Regions from separate parts of the Homo sapiens genome. Here region 1 is linked to region 2. Evidence: chromatin loops called from intact Hi-C (ENCODE). Cell type or tissue: CD4-positive, alpha-beta T cell. All regions are shown on one strand. Each heading gives the region's core, and the rest is flanking DNA. Links, peaks and the distances in the headings are about the cores only. Region 1 holds the start of LOC105371348 (a long non-coding RNA gene). Region 2 overlaps CFDP1 (craniofacial development protein 1).

The links. Peaks named below come from ENCODE experiments on the same cell type or tissue, not always from the same donor. Only the 100,000 strongest peaks of a DNase experiment are listed, where the experiment ranks them.
Region 1: a loop joins it to region 2, with 3 times the contacts of the local background. A loop is called at or near these places in 8 of 110 quality-filtered maps.

The regions. Positions count from the first base shown.
Region 1 is chr16:75,758,143-75,769,694 of GRCh38, forward strand. LOC105371348 (a long non-coding RNA gene) reads left to right here and starts at 1,908. Exons shown (of 6, transcript XR_933748.4): 1 at 1,908-1,998; 2 at 2,691-3,517. RefSeq lists enhancers at 122-171, 6,025-6,084. In CD4-positive, alpha-beta T cell, for the core only: CTCF peaks have their summits at 6,201 (motif pointing left) and 6,414; DNase peaks (open chromatin) are centred at 3,189 and 6,199.
Region 2 is chr16:75,379,853-75,391,404 of GRCh38, forward strand. All of the region lies in intron 5 of CFDP1 (craniofacial development protein 1), which reads right to left. Among named protein-coding and RNA genes, the nearest start is that of CFDP1, 48 kb to the right of the region's middle. RefSeq lists an enhancer at 665-774. In CD4-positive, alpha-beta T cell, for the core only: CTCF peaks have their summits at 5,862 (motif pointing left) and 6,064; a DNase peak (open chromatin) is centred at 5,849; H3K27ac peaks cover 79 bases.

The DNA.
Region 1 (11,552 bases), core at 2,278-10,277, 380 kb after region 2:
TTATGCTACTTACAAATAGAATAAAATGGAAGTAATTAATTTATTAGTGTTGTTATTGAAATAATCTACAGGCAGAGCACATTATGAAGCAGAATCCTGTCTTTTTTCATCTTATACATGATATAATCACTCACTGGCAATAAAACTAAAATAGAAAATATGAAAATTATTGTAGAGCAGAGGAAAAGGGCTCTTGTGGTTGTGGTTGTGTAGTAGCATGCTCAGTGGGAGGTGGGATCTATCCAGGGGTGACTCACTTTCGTTTTCAGGCTGAGTGGACAGTGCTTGGTGTCCAACATTTCTTGTGGCCAGAGGAGAATGGGGAGGATGTGTCCAGCCAGGGAAGCTCCCTGGTGAAAAGGATTCCTAGGCAATTGTGTCCTGGATTTCTGGAACAGGGGAAGAGCAGAGGTTTCTTTTCTTAGGACCTGTCCCTTTAAGACTCTCTAAACATCTGAGGTCTGACAAGGGGAGGAGGTGGAGGACCAGGGCCTGGACCAGTGGAACTGTGGTCTAGTGGTCATGTTGAATAGAAGGAAGGTCCTGAGCTGTGGCAGCCAGCACCAGGAGCATCAGGTCATGCTCTTTGTGGACCTTGTGAAGGATCTGTTGAGTCAGGGTGGAGTTGACCTGAGGGAGGCCTCTTTCTCCTGGGATCCTGACCTTGGGAGGAATGCTGGGTCTCCCATGAGTCACAGCTTGGTGTTCCTCTTTAAAATACTTTTTAATTTTTAATTTATTTTATAAATTTTTTTGTGAGTACATAATAGTTGTATAAATTTATGGGATACATGAGATGTTTTGATAAAAACATGCAATGTGAAATAAGCACATCATGGAGAATGGGGTATCCATCCCCTCAAGCATTTATCTTTTGAGTTATAAACAATATAATTGCACTCTTTACTTTAAAATGTACAATTAAGTTGTTATTTAGTATAGTCACCCAATCAAAAGTAAGCCTTATTAATTCTATTTTTTTTGTAACCATTAACCTTCGCCACCTCCCCTCAACTCCCCACTAGCTTCGCAGCTTCTGGTAACCATCTTTCTACTTTCTGTGTCCATGAGTTCAATTATTTTGATTTTTAGATTCCACATTAAGTGAGAACATGCAATGTTTGTCTTTCTGTGCCTGGCTTATTTCACTTACCATGACGACCTCTGGTTCCATCCATATTGTTGCAAATGATGGGATCTTATTCTTTTTTATGGTAGAAGGTGCTCCTCTTTCTTTGGGGATGTGGACATCCGGAGGATGCCCTGGTGGTCCTTCTGCCAAATACCCCATTTGCAACACCAGGGACATAAGTATATTTTTGAAAACCTTACATTTTCTTCATTTTTTTTTGGTGTCAGATATGCGTTTTCTTTTTTATTTTATCTTCACACTACCTAGTCAACAAGTTGCATTTCCTTTTCTTTTCTTTTCTTTTTTTTTTTTTTTTTTTTTTTTTTGAGGTGGAGTCTCGCTCTGTCACCCAGGCTGGAGTGCAGTGGCACAATCTCGGCTCACTACAACCTCTGCCTGCCAGGTTCAAACAATTCTCCTGCCTCAGCCTCCCAAGAAGCTGGAACTACAGGCATGTGCCACCATGCCTGGCTAGTTTTTTATTTTTATTTTTGTATTTTTAGTAGAGAAGGGGTTTCACCATGCTGGCCAGGCTGGTCTTGAACTCCTGACCTTGCGATCCACCCACCTCGGCCTCCCAAAGTGCTGGGATTACAGGCGTGAGCCACAGTGTCTGGCCCGCATTTCCTTTTCTTAAGATACAAAGATGTGTCTTAGCCAACAGAGCTCTCAACTCATTGTCATGGGATTTTCTGTCATGGGAAATAAGCTGCTTTGATAATAACCTGTGATTCTTTCAAATTTTTCTGAAAGCATTTTGGTTTGTATTTTGTAGGTGTCCATCTCTTCACAGTCATGGCTGATCTTGTCATCCACTTTTGGGAGATTCTCCTGTATCTGGGCAGGGTATGCCTTCTCTACATCAGGTATCTAGTAAAAATTATTATTTTTGGATGCAGTTGAAGGAGGACTTGAATTTTCCACTGGAGCTGTTGCATTGCCTTCCCTTCCCCTCCCTTGCCTTCCCTTCCCTTCCCTTCCTTTCCCTTCCCTCCCTTCTTTCTTTCCCTCTTTCCTTCCATTCTTCCTTTCTTTTCCCTTCCTCCTTCCATCCCTCCCTCCCTCCTTCCTTCCTTCTTTTCTTCCCTCCCTCCCTCCTTCCTCTCTTCCTTTCCTTCCATTTTTCCTTTCATTCCCTCTCTCCCCTACCTCCTCCCTCCCTCCCTCCCTTCCTTCCTTCCCTCCTTCGTTCCTTCCTTCCTTCTTTCCTTCCTTCTTTCGTTCCTACCCTCCCTCCCTCCCTCTTTCCTCCCTTCCTGTCTGCCTGCTCTCTGCCAGAGTACTCTTGTCCTCTTTCTTTTCTGGCTCTGTGCCCTCAACTCTGGAAGGTCTCATGCTGTGAGGGACTTCTCCTCACCTGTGATCCTGCTAAAGCACTGTCCGAATAAAACTCATTGTTTGTTACTGCCACTCCAAGGTCGTATCTTTTTCCTTATTATCTGTGAAATCCTGTGAACTCTGTACTCATCCTATGTCCTTCCTAGGACGGGCATAAATGTAGAAGAAACTATCTTTGCTGATCTCAGAAAATAATGCCTTATCTTTTTTTTTTTGGCAGGATCTCATTCCCATCACCCAGAATGCAGTGCTGTGGCACGATCACAGCTCTCTGCAGCCTCAATTTCCCAGGCTCAAGCAATTCTCCCACCTCAGCCTCCCGAGAAGCTGGAACTACAGGAATGTGCCACCGCATCGGGCTAATGTTTTGTATTTTTGGTAGAGACAGGGTTTAGCCATGTTGCCCAGGCTGGTCTCGAATTCTTGGGCTCAAGCAATCCTCTCACCTCAGCCTCCTAAAGTGCTTGGACTAGAGGTGCAAATCACCATGCCTGACCCTTTATCTCTACTTTTGGCCAGAAGCAATCCAGTTAACACTCTATCATATATTATTCCTCCTACTGTTTTCTCCTCTCTAAATTCTTCAGCTTTGGCTGTTTGCCCATTAGTCACTGCCTGGGAGTTTTCAACTTTTAAAATTTGTGACAACATTGTTAGGTCATTAAGATGGGTCCTCATCCGATGTAACTGGCGTTCTTACAAGAAGCAGGGAAATGACGTGGCGGAGACACAGGAGGGGGAAATACCGCGTGATGATGGAGTTAAAGACAGGAGTTATGCAGCTGCAAGCCAAGAACACCAAGGGCTGCTGGTGACAGCAAGCGAGGAGGGAGCCTGGCCCTGCTGGCATCTTGATTCAGACTTCCAGCCCCTACCACTCTGAGAGAATAAATTCCTGTTGTTTTAAGCCACCCAGTTTAGGGTGCTTTGTTGCAGCCGCCTTAAGAAAGGAATACATCGTATCATTCCCAGAAACTGCTTGAGTCCCAGGGTTTGAGACTGGAAAGTGCTGAGCCTCCCTCACTACCAGATGCCACCTTGGCGAGGGTGAGTAGGTAGGAAAGGCTGAGCAGTGACCCCACATTCATGTGCTATGGCACATTTGAGAACATACCAAACAGGAAATGAAACTGATGTGAAACAGAAATTTCCGTCATAAAAACAATTTGCATGAAACGTTCACTGTACTAAAAAAGTAGATGATTTAGGACAATTTTAACTTTTACCCTGAAAATAAATGTTTAAACCATTCATGATGAAACGGTAAGATGACAGTGTACTATTGGATCCAATGGGACTGTATGTACGTGTGTGTGTGTGTGTGTGTGTGTGTGTGTGTGTGTGTGTGTGTGAATGTTTGCGATCACATTCATTTGACATGCAGGTTGAATAAGTGAGTCACTCTCCCCAGTACACGGGGGCTGCCTCTCCTAGCAGCAAATTTTCTCATTGGTTACTGCTGTGTTTCGGATGTCCCTTCCAAAACTGATGTTGAAACTAAATCCCCAATGTGGCAGTATTGAGAAGTGGGCCCTTTAAGAAGTGATTGGATCATGAGGGGTCTGCCCTCTTGAATGAATTATCCATTCATGGATTAACAGATGAATAGGCTATCATGGAAGTGGGACAGGTGGCTTATAAGAAGGGCAAGAGACGGCTGGGCGCGGTGGCTCACGCCTGTAATCCCAGCACTTTGGGAGGCCGAGGCAGGCGGATCACGACGTCAGGAGATCGAGACCATCCTGGCTAACATGGCGAAACCCTGCCTGAACTAAAAATACAAAAAATTAGCCGGGCATGGTGGCGGGCGCCTGTGGTCCCAGCTACTCAGGAGGCTGAGGCAGGAGAATGGCGTGAACCCGGGAGGCGGAGCTTGCAGAGAGCCGGGATCGTGCCACTGCACTCCAGCCTGGGAGACAGAGCGGGACTCCGTCTCAAAAAAAAAATAAAAAAATAAAAATAAAAAAAGGGGCAAGAGACACCTGAGCTAGCACAGACGACTGCCTCGCCAGGTGAGGCCCTGCCTTGCCTCAGGACTTTTCAGACAGTCCTCACCTGCAGGAAGGATCTCACCAGATGTGGCCCCTTGACCTTGGATTCCTCAGCTCCACAACTGTAAGAAATAAGTTTCTTCTCTTTATAAATTACCCAGTTTCAGGAATTCTCTTATAAACAACAGAAAAAAAAGACCAAGACAGTTACTGTATATCTTCATAAAACTAATTTTGTAGGATCTGAGGGCTTTGTTCTCCAAGAGAACACTTGCTCCAATTCTCAGGTTTTCTTCTGTAGTTCTGTAATTTTACTTGAAGAGAAGAATGTCAAGAAAAGACATTAGTAATTAATAAATGCTGGTGGATGATCCCTCTAGCGTAAAACTGGAACATGGCACTGTTTTGTTATTGGTGCTATTAAATCTGAATTATCACTTTAAAAACATATATGAAAAGCAGATATCAGGATTCAATTACTGCTTATTTCATGGAGAACCCGGGAAGAATAAACATATAAATGTGTTTTTAAATTTCTGTTTAATGCATATCACTGTTTCATGTGATAATGTGTGGATTCACATGCCCCAGCTTAGAAAGAAAAACAAACTCATCCAATCGTGCTTCTTGCTGTGTTCATTTGCACACTAGAGAATGATGACTTCTCTTTGTTAGAGCCACAAGTATATGTAAATTGAAGAGAATACATTTGTGACTGGATTATTTACAACCAATACATTGCTAGGTGATAAGCAATTCCACTGGGAGATCCATTGACTGTTGCTACCGAGTGGATTTCACAGAATGGCGACTGCAGACAAATGACCTGTTTCCTCCCTGGTTGCTGGGATCCAGCATTCTGCCTAGAAACAAACCAGTTTCCATTGTTTGGGGTTAACCCTATTTACTAGTAATGATAATATTATCCCTCATAACATTAAAGGTTTAACTATTGGTAGGCTTTTCATTTAACTGTATTTCAAGAAAGGGATATGCAATTTAAAGAAGTTTATTTTGAAATAGTTTCAAACTTAGAGAAAAATCACAAGGACTGCACTAATAACTCCTCCCACCCCCTTTGAAGGAATAATGATAATTATATAATAATGTGTTTTTAATTACTGGCAGGTATTTTATTTGGAGGCATTTCTGTGATTGGAACAGGAGTTGAGACGATGTCAAATGTATGATAACAAAGTAAATCCCTCAAATTGTCTCACAGTGAAAACGTTAACAACAATAACACTACTCTTAAATTCCTTCTTGTTTTCAATAGAAAGGGCCAGTAAGTGAAAGGGCCTTTACATTTTTGTTTTGGAACAGCTCTGCAATTTCATTTTGATTTCATATTTCTAGTAATAAAGCCTCTTCTGACTCCACATTCTTATTTCTGGGCAGACATTTTATTCTTCAGAATTGTAGTGATGGACAAGAAGCTAAATTGGAATGACTACTGTATCAATGATTAATTTGATAATTATAACAATGTCCAAACATTTAGAAATTACAGTATTTCATCAGATGTATTTTTAAAGAGGCACCTCTGTGAGAAGAACAGGTAGGCAGGCCAGCTTTCCCCTGGCTTATCACCCCTTTCCCTGGATTGTAGAGCATCCTTCACTCGGTCCCCTGTGAGAGGCCAGCAGGTTACTCTGCTCTCTGTGGGGTTTTTGTTTTTACCAGACTCTGCAATAACAGGCCCAGGTTTTGCAGCTCTGATGACTTTCTTTTTGGTGATGAAGCCACAGGGTATTAGCACCTCCTCGTGGCCATACATGTAATCTGACACTGTCCCTTGTAATAGTGATGATAATGACAGTGTTAGTGCCAAGCCACTTTAAAATGCTTTTAGTTCCTGGCAGATGTTTTATTTAGAGCGATTTCTCTGAACGTAAATGCCAGTTATGGAGGTTTTATATATTTTAATTAAGTAAATATAAGGTATTATTTTAGTAAAGGAAGTAATAAATCAATATCTCCGACAACTTTAGAGCACTACTTCACAGGATGTATTTTTTCAGATATATTTTTGTAAAGAAGACAAAGAATGAAGATGGTTTTGACTTAAAAAAACTTTTATTTTAGGCTCGGGGCACATGTGCAGGCTTGTTATATAGGTAAACTGCGTGTCATGGGGGTTTGGGGTACAGATTATTTCATCACCCAAGTAATAAGCATAATATCCGATGGGTAGTGTTTTGATCCTCTCCTTCCTTCCACCCTCCACCCTCAAGTAGGCCCATGTGTCTGTTGTTCCCCACTTTGTGCCCATGTGTTCTCCTTGGTTAATTCTCACTTGTAAGTGAGAACATGTGGCATTTGGTTTTCTGTTCCTGTATTAGTTTGTTTAGGATGATGGCCTCCAGCTCCATCCTTGTTGCTGCAAAGGATGTGATCTTGTTCTTTTTTATGAATGTGTGGTATCCCATGGTGTATATGTACCACATTTTCTTTATCCAGTGTACTGTTGATTGGCATTTAGGTTGATTCCATGTCTTTGCTATTGCGAATAGTGTTGCGATAAACATACGTGTGCATGTGTCTTTATGGTAGAATGATTTCTATTTCTTTGGGTATGTACTCAATAATGGGGTTGTTGGGTCAATTGGTAATTCTCTTTTAAATTCCTTGGGGAATCACCACATTGCTTTGCACAATGGCTGAATTAATTTACATTCCCACCAGCAGTGTATCAGCATTCCCCTTTCTCTGCAACCTTGCCAGCATCTGTTATTTTTTGACTTTTTATTAAAAGCCCTTTCAACTGGTGTGAGATGGTATCTCATTGTGGTTTTGATTGCCATTTCTCTAATGATTAGTGATGTGGAGCATTTTTTCATATGCTTGTTGGCTGCAGTAAGTCCTCTTTTGAAAAGTGTCTGTTTATGTTCATTGCCCACTTTTTAATGGGGTATTTTTCTTGTAAATTTGTTTAAGTTCCTTATAGATGCTGGATATTAGACCTTTGTCGGATGCATAGTTTGCAAATATTTTTTCCCATTTTGTAGGCTGGGTTTTGACATATTTTTAACTGACTAAATTCCTAGTGGTTACTATGATAATGTGACAATAATAAACTCTACCATGATATATTTTTTTATACTATTTTATTTGAGGAGGTTTACACATAATCCAGTCACTTGATTAGCCTGTTTAATTTAGATATACTTCATAGCTCTGCCAAAGAGGAGTTACCTTTCTGTAGTGTGTGAATGAGCACAGCATGAGAGATGCTGGATGATAGTCCTTGAGTTAGATATTAAAACATACAAGATTATTTTTTTATGTGCCTCGAACATGTGAATCCACAACTTTCACTTGAATCATTGAGGTAGGTTTGTCACACAGGTTAAGAAGCACATTTATATTTTCTTCCACTTCCTTGGTGCTCTATGAAATGAGCTGTAATATAATCTAAAATCAGCTTTTGGTATTATAATATTGTTTGAAATTTGATAATTCAGGTCTAGTTAACACTGATAAAATAGTTCCATGTTCCAATTTTATGCTAGAAGGATCATTTTCTGGCATCTAGTAATTACTAATGTGTTTTTCAGGGTCATTCTTTTTAAGTAAAATTAAAGAGGTAGAGCACAAAAACTGGAAAATAGAAGGAAGTTGTGCCCTCCTGGAGGAAGAAAAAAGCTCTCAGTTCCCCAAAATCTGTGGCAAAATCAGTTTCATGAGGACCCATTGTATATCCATGAAGACCTTTTTATGTAGGAGAGGCAGCCCACTGTGTACACATGTCTCCTGGTGAATCCAATGTGCATAGTTTCAGCTGACTTTGTTCCATCAAGTATGATTTAAACATTTATTTTCAGAGTGAGAGCCAAAGTCATTTTGCTCCAGATTGAAGTATAGTACTTTTTCAGTTCCATAAATGTTTCATATGAAATATTTTTTAGGATAAAAATTTCTATTTTATGTGAGTTTAACTTGCTCTTCAGAATAGTCTCAAATGTGCTATAGGATAGTGGCACATGGATGTAGGGGTCACTGCTCAGTCTTTCCTACTCCTTTGTCCTCTCTAAGTTGGCATCTGGTACTGAAGGACTTTCAGCATTTCCGAGCTCTGAGCGCCATAGGGCTGATATTTAAGAAGCTTTTGGGACTCAGTTTGTTGATGTGGAGTGGGAGAAGTAGCAGTGAGTGGAGGAGAGTGGAGGAGAACGGAGGAAAGTGACATCTATTCTTAATGGAGGGGAGGGTCAGGTCAGACATCAGGAGATACCAGGGAGGGAGTAGCCCTAAGGGGAATTGTTTTGGGTTCCCCAGCTGCCTGGATACTGGCTCTTCCCTCTCTTCTACTCCTTTCCCAGTCAGGTTCACTGTGATTGAATTTTTTTCGGACAGGTTTTAGTTTTATTTCTCTTTTACCCTAGACCCAGATTTGAGAGCTGGCACTATCATGACCCTGGCAGATTGTTTTTCTATTCTCCTTTTTATTGAAGCGTCCAACTATTAAGTTTGAATAGTCTCTTCCTTTAATTCGGTGTATTTTTGCTTCATGCATTTTGGGGCTGTGTTGTTAGGTACATACACTTTAATTATTTTTATATCTTCTTGATTAACTGACACTTTTATAATTATAAAATATCCTTCTTTGCCCTAATAATAATTTTTATCTTAAAATATTTTGTCAATTTTGCCTGGCATTAATATAGCTACTCCAGCTCTTCTGGTTATTGCTGGTGTATCTTTTCCATCCTTTTATGTTCCATTTATTTGTGTCTTTAAATCTTAAGTGTCTATTGTAAATAGCATATAATTGTGCTGTGTTTAAAAAAATCCATTCTCCAAATCTCTTCCTTCTAGTTTGACAGTTTGATCCACTTACTTTAATATAATTACTGATAAGATAGAATTATTTTTTGCTATTGTGCTATTTGTTTTCTATATGTATTATGTCCATTGTATTCCTCAATTCCTTGATTCTTGAATGCTTTTGTGTTAAATAGATATTTTATAGTGTAACATTTTAATTACCTTTCATTTCTCTTAAAATATATAATTTTAGTTATTTTATTAGTGGTTGCCCATGGTATTATAATTAATATTTTAAAGTTTTAAAGAGACAGTGTCTTGCTCTGTCAATGAGGCTGGAGTGCAGTGGCAGGATCATGGCTCATTGCAACCTCAGGCTCCTGGGCTCAGTGATCTTCCCACTTCTGCTGCAAGTAGATGGGACTATAGGCATACGCCACCATGGCTAGCTAATTTTCAAAAATTTTTGTAGAGACGAGGTCTCCCTGTGTTGCCCAGGCTGGTCTCAAACTCCTTGCCTCAAGTGACCCTCCTGCCTCGGCCTCCCAAAGTGCTGGGATTACAGGGATGAGCCACCATGCCCAGCCCAATATTTTAATTTATAACAATCTAGTCAATATAATACCAACTTAATTTTAGTAGTATACAAAAGTTTGCTCCAATGTAACTCTGTTTTCTTCCTTTTCTTTTTACAATTTATTCTTATATATGTTTTTAAGAGATGGGGTCTTGCTGTATTGCCCAGGCTGGTCTTGAATTCCTGGGCTCAAGTGATCCTCCTGCTTCAGTCTCCCAAAGTGCTGAGATTACAGGCATGAGCTACCATGCCCAGCCTACCTGCCTTCTTTATGCTGTTATTTTTACAAATTAGATCTTTATTGCTTGTGTACCCATCAACATAGACTTATAATTACTGGTTTATGTAGTTGTCTTTTAAATCAGATAGAAGAAAAGAAAATAACTATAAACAAAAATCATTTATGCTGTCTTTTATATTTAACCATATAGTTAACATTTACCAGTACTCTTTATTTCTTCATTTGGGTTTGAATTACTGCCAAATAACTTTCATCTAGGCCTAAAAGAACTCCTTTAGTATTTCTTGCAGGACAGCTGTGCTAGCAATGAATTCTCTTGGTTTTTTAAAAAAAATCTGGAGATGTCTTAATTTCCCCTTCAATTTTGGAGTATAGTATTGCTCTATATAGACTCCTTGATTGACAGTCTTTTACTTTCACTGCTTTGAATATGTCATCCTATTGTCTTATGTTCTCTTTTCCTTGATTTCTAATGGGAAACAGCTATTAATATTACTGAGAAGCCATTGTATATGAATCATGTCTTACTTGCTGATACCAAGTTTTTTCATCTTCATTCTTTAAGAGGTTGATTATGTTGTATTGAGGTATGAATCTTTTTAGTTTATTACACTTGAAGTTCATGTGTGCAAACCAATATTTTTCAACAAATTTGGGAAGTTTACAAGCATTATTTCTTCAAATATTGGTTCTTGACATTTCTCTCCTCTCCTTCTGGGTCTCCCATTACATATATATTGGTACTTTCAGTAATTTCCCACAGGTCTCTGAAACTCTGTTCATTTTTCTTTGTTCTTTTTCTTTTCTGTTCCTCAGACTGGATAATTTCAATTGACCAATTTTGAAATTTGTTGATTTTTTATGTCTTTTCATATCTGTTACTGAGAACCTGTAGTGAATTTTTCTTTTCTGTTATTAAGCTTTTCAATTTTATAACTTTTATTTTAAAGTTGAATTTTATAATTTCCATCTCTTTATTGATGTTTTCTGTTTGGTTAGACATTGTTCTCATACTTCTTTAGGCACACTCTCCTTTTGGTCTTTGGGCATATTTAGACTAAATGATTTAAAGTCTTTTCTAGTAAGTCCAATATCTGGGCTTCCTTTAGGACAAATTCTATTGATTGTTTATTTTTATGTATGTGTGTTGGCAGTACTTTATTTCTTTGCATGACTTATAATTTTTTACATTATTGAAACCTGGACATTTTAATAGGTATTATGTGGCAAGTTTGGAAATCAGATTTTCCTACATGTCCATGGCTTGTTTTTATTGTTGCTTATTGGTTATTGTTACCTGTTTGCGTACTTACGTTTCTTTTTTTTTTGAGACAGAGTCTTGCTCTGTTGCCCAGGCTGGAGTGCGGTGGTGCGATCTTGGCTCACTGCAAGCTCCGCCTCCCGGGTTCACGCCATTCTCCTGCCTCAGCCTCCTGAGTAGCTGGGACTACAGGTGCCCACCACCATGCCCAGCTAATTTTTTTGTATTTTTAGTAGAGACAGGGT
Region 2 (11,552 bases), core at 1,418-9,417:
GATTGCTGGGCGTAGTGGCTCATGCCTGTAATCTAAGCACTTTGGGAGGCCGAGATGGGCATATCACTTGAGCCCAGGAGTTTGAGACCAGCCTGGGCAACATGGTGGAACCCTGTCTCTACTAAAAATACAAAAATTAGACAGGCGTGCAGGTACTCATTTGTAGTCCCAGCTACTTAGGAAGCTGAGGCAGGAAAATCGCTTGAACTCAGGAGGTGGAGGTTGCACTGAGCTGAGATTGTGCCACTGCACTCCAGCCTGGGCAACACAGCAAAACTCCATCTGAAAAAAAAAAAAGAAAGAAAAGCTACATAGGGTATCTGCACTTAAAGCCGATGAACTTCCATTTTAGGCAAGATGGATACTTAAGATAACCTAAACATTTTCCAGATAAAGACCTAGAAATGCTACATAAAATATACCAAAAATTATTTTAAGTGTATAGCTAAACTCATAAGAAAGAATGGGCAACCTCCGGGTATTTGGATCAAAGAAGGAACTGAAAACCACAGTAGAGCACATGAGCTGAAATAGTGGTTACAGCCGGCAGGGTGGGGTGGGGGAAGACAGTTTCAATAACTTCCAGTCGGGGTTTTATTTGCCACGTGATAATAAAAATGGTCTTGAGCTTACAGGCAGTAGAGAACTAGAACTAAGGCTAAAAGTGGAAAGTCAATGCATCCTCAATGAAAGGAAAGAGTTAGGAAAAAAAAAAAATCACATAACAGCCCAAGGAACAGAGAAGAAAGTGTATCTAAGCTTTTGGGCTGTAGCGGGTAGGAAGAAAGGTCTCTTTTAAGAACCGGAACGAACCCTGGGCCTGCAACCCACATAGATTTGGGCTTCAAAATTATACTTTCAATTATAATATCTGAATGTTCCAGGCACTCCAAACCAAAGAATTAACATAAAAATTGGCCCAGGCAAGAGCATCTAGAAAAAGCAAATTCATCCCCACTTTTTAAAACCAGGTCATATAAGATCACACCACAGATAAAACCTCGCTAAAGAGTAAAAACATATTAAACATAAAAGGAAATACTGACAGTGAACTGAAGGATTTTTTTGAGAGTTAGCAATCGACAGTAGCAGTTCAATAAACTAGAACTTACTAATAGACAACAAAGATAAAATTTTTGAGCATGTGACACTATCTAAGCTAAATCTCTGCCAAATTACCCCAGCAGTGGCACGTAGAGTGGAGAGAGGAAGAGTGACTACAGACTTTATGTAAACTTAGGAAATGATTACAATAGTCCAAGCCTTTCAAAAGATTTTAGAAAATATTCTAATTACATAGTGACAGATGCTTCAGAATGTAAGACCCAGGGCCAGGAGCAATGGCCCATACCTGTAATCCCAGCACTTTCAGAGGCCAACATGGGAGGAATGCCTGAAGGCAGGAGTTGGAGACCAGCCTGGGTAACAAAGTGAGACCCTGTCTCAATAAAAAATTAAAATTAAAATAGTTTTTTAAAAAAGAAAGAATGTAAGACCCAGAAAAAAGGCAATGAGAGTGGAGATAAAATGAGGGAGGGGGATATGAATGAATACTTACAGACATTTTGGGAGTAGAGTTAAAAGGACTCATTGGATTGGGCAGTTAGGGGCTAGGGGGAAAGACAAGAAAGGGAAAAACTAAAGGTGACACTGAGGTTGGGGCTCAACTACTATTGAGGAAAATAGTGGTATATTCTCCCTCTACCAACGACAGGCAGTTTTGGCCCAGCAGATGAGAACACTAGACTGGAAAGAAGCCTCAGATTTCTAGTCCAGGTTCTCTCTCTTTGGCAAGCTACTGAATTTCACATGTTGGTTTCTTCACTTCTGTAATATGGGAGGATTTAGGGAAACTGAGTTAAATACTGGACCAGTTGTGGAGTCAAGGGGATTCAGAATAAACTGCTTGCAAGCAGCAAGAGATATGGGTCTGGAGTTCAGGAGAAAAGCAGTACTGAAAGGACAGAGCAGAGGGAGAATCATCAGTGTTGAAAAGATGGTTAAAGTTGTAGCAGTAGATGATACTATTAGATGCATAAAGACAAGAGGCCTATGAATCTTGGGAAAACCCTAAGCAAATATAAGAAAGGTAGCAGTCGAAAGCTCAGAGACAATTAGCCAGGCATGGTGGTGCATGCCTGTAGTCCCAGCTACACAGGAGGCTGAGGTGGGAAGATCACTTGAGCCAGAATGCAGAGGTTGTAGTGAGCTGAGATCTTGCCACTGCACTCCAGCCTGGGCAACAGGAGTGAAACCCCTGTCTCAAAAAAGAAAAAAAAAAAAAAAGCTCAGAGGCATACCAGTCTTACTGAGAAGGGGTATTCTGAGATAGAGTACCATAATTAGATGACATACTATATTGGGATAGAGTTGTGTTCCATTTTCCACTGCCAACTAATTTCCTGAGTGATTGATAAAATATAAGGAAAATAAAAGTCTTTGTCACAGACCTTCCCTAGTATCCCTCGAAAACACTGATCCTTTGCTTTCATTATGGTGTTAGAAGTTCTACTTCAAAGGGTTTAAAAAATATATTCTATAAAGACAGATAGATACTTCATAATCTAAGCCTTTACACAGCTGAAATTCTGCCTGGCTTAGGCTTGCAGGATACTGTGAAACACACAGCTGATCCAAGTTAGCCCAATAGGAAAGCTGGTTTCACCACCTCAAGACAGAGAAATTGAGGTCAGACTGGTCTAACACAGGCTAAATCAGCGTGCCCTTTTGAAATGGTATCAAAAATTTGGATTTAGTTAACCCCACAGCACAACACAGAAACATGGCTGAAAAGCAGACGTGATGCTTGTGGTTACTGTTCTAAAGGAAACTTTTCCTCCAAGTTTTGCTTTGAAGCAAGTAACGCTATACAAGAGACCAAGATCAAGAGCATTTTTGTACATGATATTCCTTGGATCTTCCTAATTCTCACCTCTGGCCAAACAAGTCATGTCATGCTCTATTTGACTGTGGGGGAAAACTCTTCTCCTTTTGTTTCCACTTCCTACAGGCACATCATCTCACAAGCAGCTAGGACTAAAAGATCTCAGTTTAAAGCAGAAGCCAATGCAAAGCATGAGTTTTTCCTACACATTCTCAAATTAGCAACTACTGAAATTGTACTACATTTCAAATTCAAGGAAATGCTAATAATCAAAAGGTTATGTTTTATGGTCTTAAGCATCCAGAATTACTAGGTCTAAAGATGAATGTTTGATTAGAATCTTCCATATCCTCAATGATGGGAAAATATTGGCCTAGCTTTAAATTATTTCAGCTTAAATTTATCATAGGTTTGCTTGGGTAACAGGGTTGTGGCAGAATCCAAAATTCAAGTAACTGAGTATAGTTAAGTGCTGGACTTCAGACCAGCCTGATTTTCAATCCTTGACCAAAATAATTAGAAGACAGCTGCTCAGCCTCTCCCAAAAGAAAAATTCCTCAATCCAAATTAAAGTATTTATCTAATATGAATCTTTCTGTACAGTCAGAACCCTTCAGGAAATAGCAGCAAGTTGCCTTTTTAAGAACTTTAATCAGAACATAAAAATCGCTTAGTGCTATGATTAGGATGAATGACATTCTTCCCTGATGTTAAAACATTTTGAGATAGTACTTTCCAACACAAAGAACCTAAGAGTGAAGCAGCACACAGCATTTGCAAAGGATCAATAAGATACAGCCCCAGCGAGGCGCTGTGGCTCTCACCTGTAATCCCAGCACTTTGGGAGGCCGAGGTGGGCGGATCATGAGGTCAAGTGATCGAGACCATCCTTGCCAATATGGTGAAACCCTGCCTCTACTAAAAATACAAAAATTAGCCGGGCATGGTGGTGGGCGCCTTTAGTCCCAGCTACTCGGGAAGCTGAGGCAGGAGAATTGCTTGGACCTGGGAGGTGGAGGTTGCAGTAAGCCGAGATCGTGCCACTGCACTCTAGCCTGGCAAAAGAGCGAGACTCCGTCTTAAAAAAAAAAAAAAAAAAAAGATACAGCCCCAAATTTGGCTCACAATTTATCTCAGTGTTTATAAAATCTAGATTTTTTTACCTGATCTCTTAAATGACTGAAGATTAATTAACTTTGATAATTTGATACAATATGGAAACTACCTACAGGTAATATGCAAACCTTAATTTATTCATTCCGTAACATTTGACAAATACACAAAATAATATTAGTTTAATAAAAAGTCTGTTTTGGTAACAGTTTTCAAAAGAGGAAAAATTTTGGCTGGGCGCAGTGGCTCACATCTGTAATCCTAGCACTTTGTGAGGCTGAGGTGGGCAGATCACCTGAGGTCAGGAGAGCAGCCTGGCCAACAAGGCGAAACCCCATCTCTACTAAAAATACAAAAATTAGCCAGGCATGGTGGCACATGCCTGTAATCCCAGCTACTTGGGAGGCTAAGGCAGGAGAATTCCTTGAACCCAGGAGGTGGAGGTTGCAGTGAGCCGAGCGAGATAGCACCACTGCACTCTAGCCTGGGCGACAGAGTGAGACTCCATCTCAAAAAAAAGAGAAAGAAAAGAGGAAAAATTTTAAACCACCACACAAACCAGCAGGTTATAAAGATACAGTTACTACAATGATCGTGGAGAAATGCAGATAAATACATATTGGTAAATGTATGGAAACTGGTCTTCTCACATAATACTGGCATGACTTCAAATTGCTTCTGCCTATTTAGCAGCAGCTATTAGAATTTAAGATGCACATACCCAATGACCCAGCAATCCCACTTCTAAAATTCTGTCCTTCAGAAATAACAGTATGAGAACATAAAAAACATATGTGTAAGGATTATCACAGATTATTAATAACTGTAAAATTTGGAAAACTGTAAATGTTCATCAATAAGAGAAGGTGCACTCAAATTATGGAAGTCACAAAATGGAATACCAGGCAGGCATAAAAAAAATACAGATGTTTATATTGAACCTGGAGAGATGCCCAAGATAGACTGTTAAGTAAAAATACAAGTTGCAAGAAGAAACTAAAACTATATATATATATATATATATATATATATATATATATATATATATATTGCAGACCAGTACAGACAGGGTAAGTCCACTTTTGTTTTAAGTATCTACGAATGCAATACATATATATGTATACAATATATATGTATATATTGTTTTCCCTGATCATTGATTTTAACTTATTCTTAATTTATTTTTAAATAAACCTTGATAGGTATTGCAGGTACAGAGTAAATAGATTAGAAATTGAATAAGGAAAATAATTTTTAAAAGATTTTCCCATGAATACTTGGAATATTTTGAATCTATTAAAGGCAATTTCATTCACATTCTTGATTCAAAGATATTATTCCAGGCCAAGGTAGTAACTGACGTAAGTATGAATGGAGAATCTTGTGACTAATATTAATATATATGAATACAATATATTATCATAGCACAGGGAAGGATCTGCACAAAACTGATCATCAGTTAACAGCTATCAGCTTCTAGGGATGACAATTAACAATTGGAAAGGCAGAAAGGAACTTTCACTGCCTTCTCTCCGAAAAAAATTTAAGTGGTGGGACTACAGGTCATTTTTACTTTCTTATTTGTAATTTAAAACAACAACAACAACAGCAACAACAAAGTTTTTGTATCCCAAGGAAAAAAATGAAAGAAGAAAAATCATTTCTCTTTCTAAGCACAATAGTAGAGTTGAAAAAAAAAATTCTAATAAAAGAAAAAAGTAGAAACTGCATAGTACATAGAAATATCATACCAAGAGACGAATCTAATAAGGCAAAGAAAAATGTACAAGACTCTTTTACCCAATCTTAAGAATGCTGCTTAATGCTTTCTGGGATCTTGCCAAAGACGAGCTATCTTTTCAGGTGGAATTCTGCCCTCTAGTGTACAGTAAAAGAAGTTAAAGACCTATGAAGCAATAATAAATTACTGTTTTAAAGTTAACCAAAATATATTCACTTCATTCCTAGAGTATCATAATCATCTTCTTAAATGAAGGTCTTCGTTTCCTTGCTCCCAAATCAATTTATATTATCATACTAAGTAAACTGTATGACTACCATAACTTCACATACCTATTCCATTCTTCCCTACACATCCAAGAAGCACCTAAAGCATTTAACTTGACTCATTTTTCACACCAGGACAATTTGGCACAACCAAGGGTATAGGAATACGGCAAAATAAAGTTTTAAAAGTCTGTGATCCTAGCAAACCACCATGGCACATGGATTCCTATGTAACAAACCTGCATGTTCTGCACATGTATCCCGGAACTTAAAGTAAAATTAAAAAAAAAAAGTTTGTGATCCTGATAGACATCTGGCTCTTAAAATCATACATGTTTGAAACTTGTTGGCACTATAATTTGAGGCTAAGAGCAAAGGAAAAAGGCTGCTATGTGTAAATAAAGTTCATCTCTTCATAGAATTTTCTAAGAACACTAGAATTTATTTAACTCCAGGCAACCTTGAAAATCACTATAGATAATTCCTAGGTTCAGAGTATTTGTTGTAGGTATTCAATCCGAACTGACAGAGGTTACATCATCCTGGTGACCACAAATGAAAAAAGTTTTTGCTTTGAAAACTTTTTGGCCGGGCACAGTGGCTCACGCCTGTAATCCCAGCACTTTGGGAGGCCCAGGCAGGTGGATTGCTTGAGGTCAGGAGTTTGAGACCAGCCTGGTCAACATGGTGAAACCCTGTCTCTACTAAAAATACAAAAATTAGCCGGGCGTGGTGGCAGGCTCCTGTAATTCCAGCTACTTGGGAGGCTGAGGCAGGAGCATCACTTGAACCTGGGAGGCGAAGGCTGCAGTGAGCCGAGATCCCGACACTGCACTCCAGCCTGGGCAACAGAGTGAGACTCCGTCTCAAAAAAAAAGAGAAACCTTCTCTCTGTTTAGAGTCTCATTTAGATGCTCAGATTGGCAAGGACTTTATTTCATGACCCGAATTGTCAGATATCCTCTTCCCTCCCAAAAGGATATCACTAGACTCTCCATTCATACTTATCTCAGTTACTAGCTTAGCCTGGAATAATAGCTTTGAATCAACAATGTGAATGAAATTGCCTTTAATAGATTGAAAATACTCCAAATATTCAAGGGAAAATCTTTTAAAAACTATTTTCCTTATTCAATTTCTAATCTATTTACTCTGTACCTGCAATACCTATAAAGGCTTATTTTAAAACAAATTAAGAATAAGTTAAAAACAAATGAAGCACGGTATTAGCATCCACTGAAGAACATGAAGGTGAAAGTCAGGTACAGGGTATTCTTTTCTTTCTTTTTTTTTTTTTTTTTGAGACGGAGTCTCGCTCTTGTTGCCCAGGCTGGAGTGCAGTGGCGCAATCTCGGCTCACTGCAAGCTCCGCCTCCCGGGCTCACGCCATTCTCGTGCCTCAGCCTCCGCAGTACCTGGGACTACAGGCGCCCACCACCACGCCCGGAGAATTTTTTGTTTTTTTAGTGGAGACGGGGGTTTCACCGTGTTAGCCAGGATGGTCTCGATCTCCTGACCTCGTGATCCACCCGCCTCGGCCTCCCAAAGTGCTGGGATTACAGGCGTGAGCCACTGCGCCCGGCCAGGGTATTCTTGCTTCTACACAAACCATGTCATTCTGGAGCTGATAAGTAAGACAACACCAGTACCACCAGAGCTGCCAAAATCAATCATTTCCATTGTCACCACTAGTTCCTGAAACATCCTATTAAAAGCTATCTCTAGCTAGTCCTATCCTGGAACAAATGGCCACCAGAAGAAATGCACTTGACACAAGCTGGGCAATGATACTCCTACCTGGCTCTCCATCAACATATAAGTTGTCCACAATGTAGGATTCATACCTCAGTAGGAAATGATTACCCTCTGGAAACAGTAATAGCCATTATTCCCCACATCACATCTTGTCCACAGCTTCACTGTTGCTGCTGACAGGTATCAATGTACAAACATACCTGGAACTTATTTTTTAAAATGTGCTAGACCTTCACTTTCTTGAGACAGGAATGAAACAAAAGTATAGAAAATGGTTATATTAATGAGGAAAAGCTTACAAAGGAAAAATGGGGAAACAGCCCTCTCACTTTCTTCAAAAATAACAAAATAGCTTTCAAAGAGTCCCACATCAGTTATGAAATTGAGGAGAGACTCTTTTAACAAAAAAACATCTATCAGGAGAATAAGAGCGAGCAGTGGCAATGGCAAAGTGGCTGAGAGCCCAGGCTTTGGTCTCAAATAGATTTGGGCTGGAATCCGAGTTCGACCAATCATCAACTATGTAACTTCAACAAGTTAAGGACGCCTCTCTGAACCTCAGTGTCCTGATCTGTGAAATGGGCACAAAGTTAGTGCCTACTCTTGGAATGTTTATGTGGGTTAAGTGAAATAATACATGTAAAACATTTAGCATTGTGCCTTAAATGTGGTGAAGCAGCCAATAAATAGACATTATTTATTCTTTATAAAAGGGTAAAGAATATTTAACCTGTAGTCTGAGAAGATAGTATGTTTGGTATTTAATCTAGAGAACAAATTGTTTCCAAAATGAAATTAACATGGTCATCAAAGGGAAACATGTTACCCTAGAGTGGGAAAAGCAGTTGCCTACAGGAACCATGCAGGTAATATAAATGAGTAAAGCCACTGAGTAGGGACCACAAAAGGGCAAACCCCATCTACTCTGTGCCACCCCAGTGTTACCATAGATGAAGAGGGAAGGTAGTGGCAGAAATTTTCATTTCTCAAGAAAAGCCAGTAATCCAGATTTTTATGTCAACTTTCTAGAGTTTTAAATATTGGCCAAATGAGGAGACTGGGAGAGATCACACCATTAACTGCTCAGACAGGAAGACTCTGCTGAACAAACCAAAGATTGCTGGTTACTGACTACATACACTGAATTCTGGCAAACTACAATGGTCAGCATTACTGTCTTCTCAGTCCTTAGTCTGAGTCTTTTATCTTCAGGATGGTACTGTGAGGGATTCTGTGTCTTCTATCTTTGGGGAAAACACTGCTACACTGACATCACCTATGATGTTGTTTGATACTCAACATTAAGGCCTTTTTTTTTTTTTTCCACTCCATAGATCAAGAAAACAAGGCTAAAACTACATGGGAAAATGATGTCTTTCCCTCTTAAGTTATATTGCTTTAGGTCATTCTCAATCTATAAAGAGGCAGCTAAACAGTAGGCCCTTAATTAAACAAGTCAATGCGTAAGGGTAGGATTACAAATTTTAATGACACTAATGGTGGCCCGCTGTTGGAATAAATAGTAAATGTTGGCTTGAAAATAGGTAGCAAATGTGGGGTTGAAGCCTGGCCAGCCAGATACCAGCAAATGCTGAGAAAACTGGATGCAAGTAGCTAACAGTACTGGTAGTAAGGACTGGGGAGTGAGGGAAGAGGCGGATCAAGAGCATGGAATGACAAGACCATGAGAATTTAGACACATTAAGCTTTGTACTTTACTACCAAATGTAGGAGAGTAATTTTTGTAGTTTGATTCCTGCCTCTAATTAAAGTAGGGCTTATTCCATTCCCAAAACATAAACTTTGGCTTTTTATAGCCTAAGCAGTGTGCTATTTTAAACACATGGAGGAAATGCATTTTTAGTTACAAACATTTGCTCCTCTAAATCTGTTCTTATTTCTGAATCTGTGCTTATCTTATCAAAAGATGTGGGACAGGATGTTTTACTCTCCTGCTCTGGTTTTCCTGTATTGCTTAAATCTGTTTAGAGAGAGGAAAATAAACAAATAAAGTGTTTCTGCAAGACAATTTCTATAAACTGAAGCAGCTCCCAAAATGAAAAAAGTCTGTGGGAAAAAAACTTGACTGTGTTAATTTTCTTTTAAAATATTAGATTATTCCTATAGATCCTTCCCTTGAAAAGACTTTCTATACTCTGCAAATGGAGTCTGCTGACAGATACTAATATTTGCACGGATAAAATGTGCCCACTCAGATACCCCAGATCAGCTGAATTCCTCTTGGACCCGTCTTTTCCCAAGCACAATTGTAACTGTAAAGCTTTTTGAGATGCATTTCATAAAAATGAGCATACCAACCTTGAAAGTCATTCTGGATCTACTCAGAAATCCAAGGTTCACAGTATCATAATTAAACACGTACATTTTCACGTACAACTCTAAGGACTTTTACTCAGGCACTTGGCAGACATATCCTTGTAATGTGTTATGTTCCATCAGGGCTTTCAAAGAAACTGATTTTGGTCAAATTTCACTTTACCCTGTTTATAAGGGAGTCAGCATTCTTTACTGAAAAATATTTCACTTGTATAGCTCCCAAGGTAGCTCCTGGTTGGCCCCTAGATTCCCTCTATACCCTTTCCCACATGGCTCTCTGCTCTAGGAGCTGCTCTGTGAGGACAGCCTGATGAAGACTCTCCTTAAACCAAACTTTAGTCAGACTCCACTGAGCCCTCTTCTCAACTAAGGCTTGAAATTGGCCCCTGCCCTTGCTGGCCTGCACAGCGCAGTTTTGGAAAGAATTCTGTGCTAAGTCAGTGTAGAGAGAATCCCCTACCCTTGATATCTGATCACACTACCCTGCCTTGAGCAAGAATCACCCTCTCCTTGATGTCTCCTCTTAGTAATTTTCTATCCACTGACCACCTGCCTCCCGATTCTGCTAAAAATCCCCAGCTGTCTTTGCTGTATTCGGAGTTGAGCACTCTCTCTCTCCCCAGAGATAGTCTTGAGACCCACTGCAATAGTTTTGGATAAAGTGTTCTCACAGTTTTAACAAGTGTCAGAATATTCTTTAATAAGCCTCAGAGGGCAATGGAGTACCCTAAGAGGCTGCAGAGAGAGAAGAAACAGATCTGGGTATTTATTCCCTTGGCTTCCCTCTGGGGGAAGTCCATCACTTAACAGAAGGTCTCAGCTCCTGTCAGGAGGTCCATTCCACCTAACCCTTTCTTCCCCTGCCATTAACTGCTCCCACTCTTGCCCTTTCAGGCCTAGGGGTAGTAATAGAGTCTCATTATTACCAGCCCCAGGGAGGCCACACCAATATTTGTATCCCTGTGGTTTTCCACCACTTTGTGAGAAAGTATCATATTTGAGAATGCCATCTGTTTCCTGCTGGATCTCCCTAATGCAGATATCATCTCAGCAGATTTCTTATTCTAAAAAGCATATTAGCTGTAAGAAAGGCAGGCATGGATATGACAAGCAGTGAGATTTCTACATGAGTGACTTAAGCTGATTTTAAGCTGCCATTTCTCCATTCTTTAGTTATTTTCATAATTATAGTAGCAAAGAGTATTTTCTGAAACATACAGTTTCCAAGTAGAATCTCTAAGCATCAACAGGGATTATTTTAAGAAGAAATATCCAAGGAAACTAGAAGTAAAAACTGTGTTAGCTGAAACTAACCAGAAACCTAAGAAGAGCTTCTTTGCCTTTATTTCCATCTGGTGGTTATATCCAGAGGTAACTTCATAGCAATACTTTCAATAAGTGCAAGAAACACTAATAATACCACATACAAACCTGGCAACTCTTAATCACCTGCTGA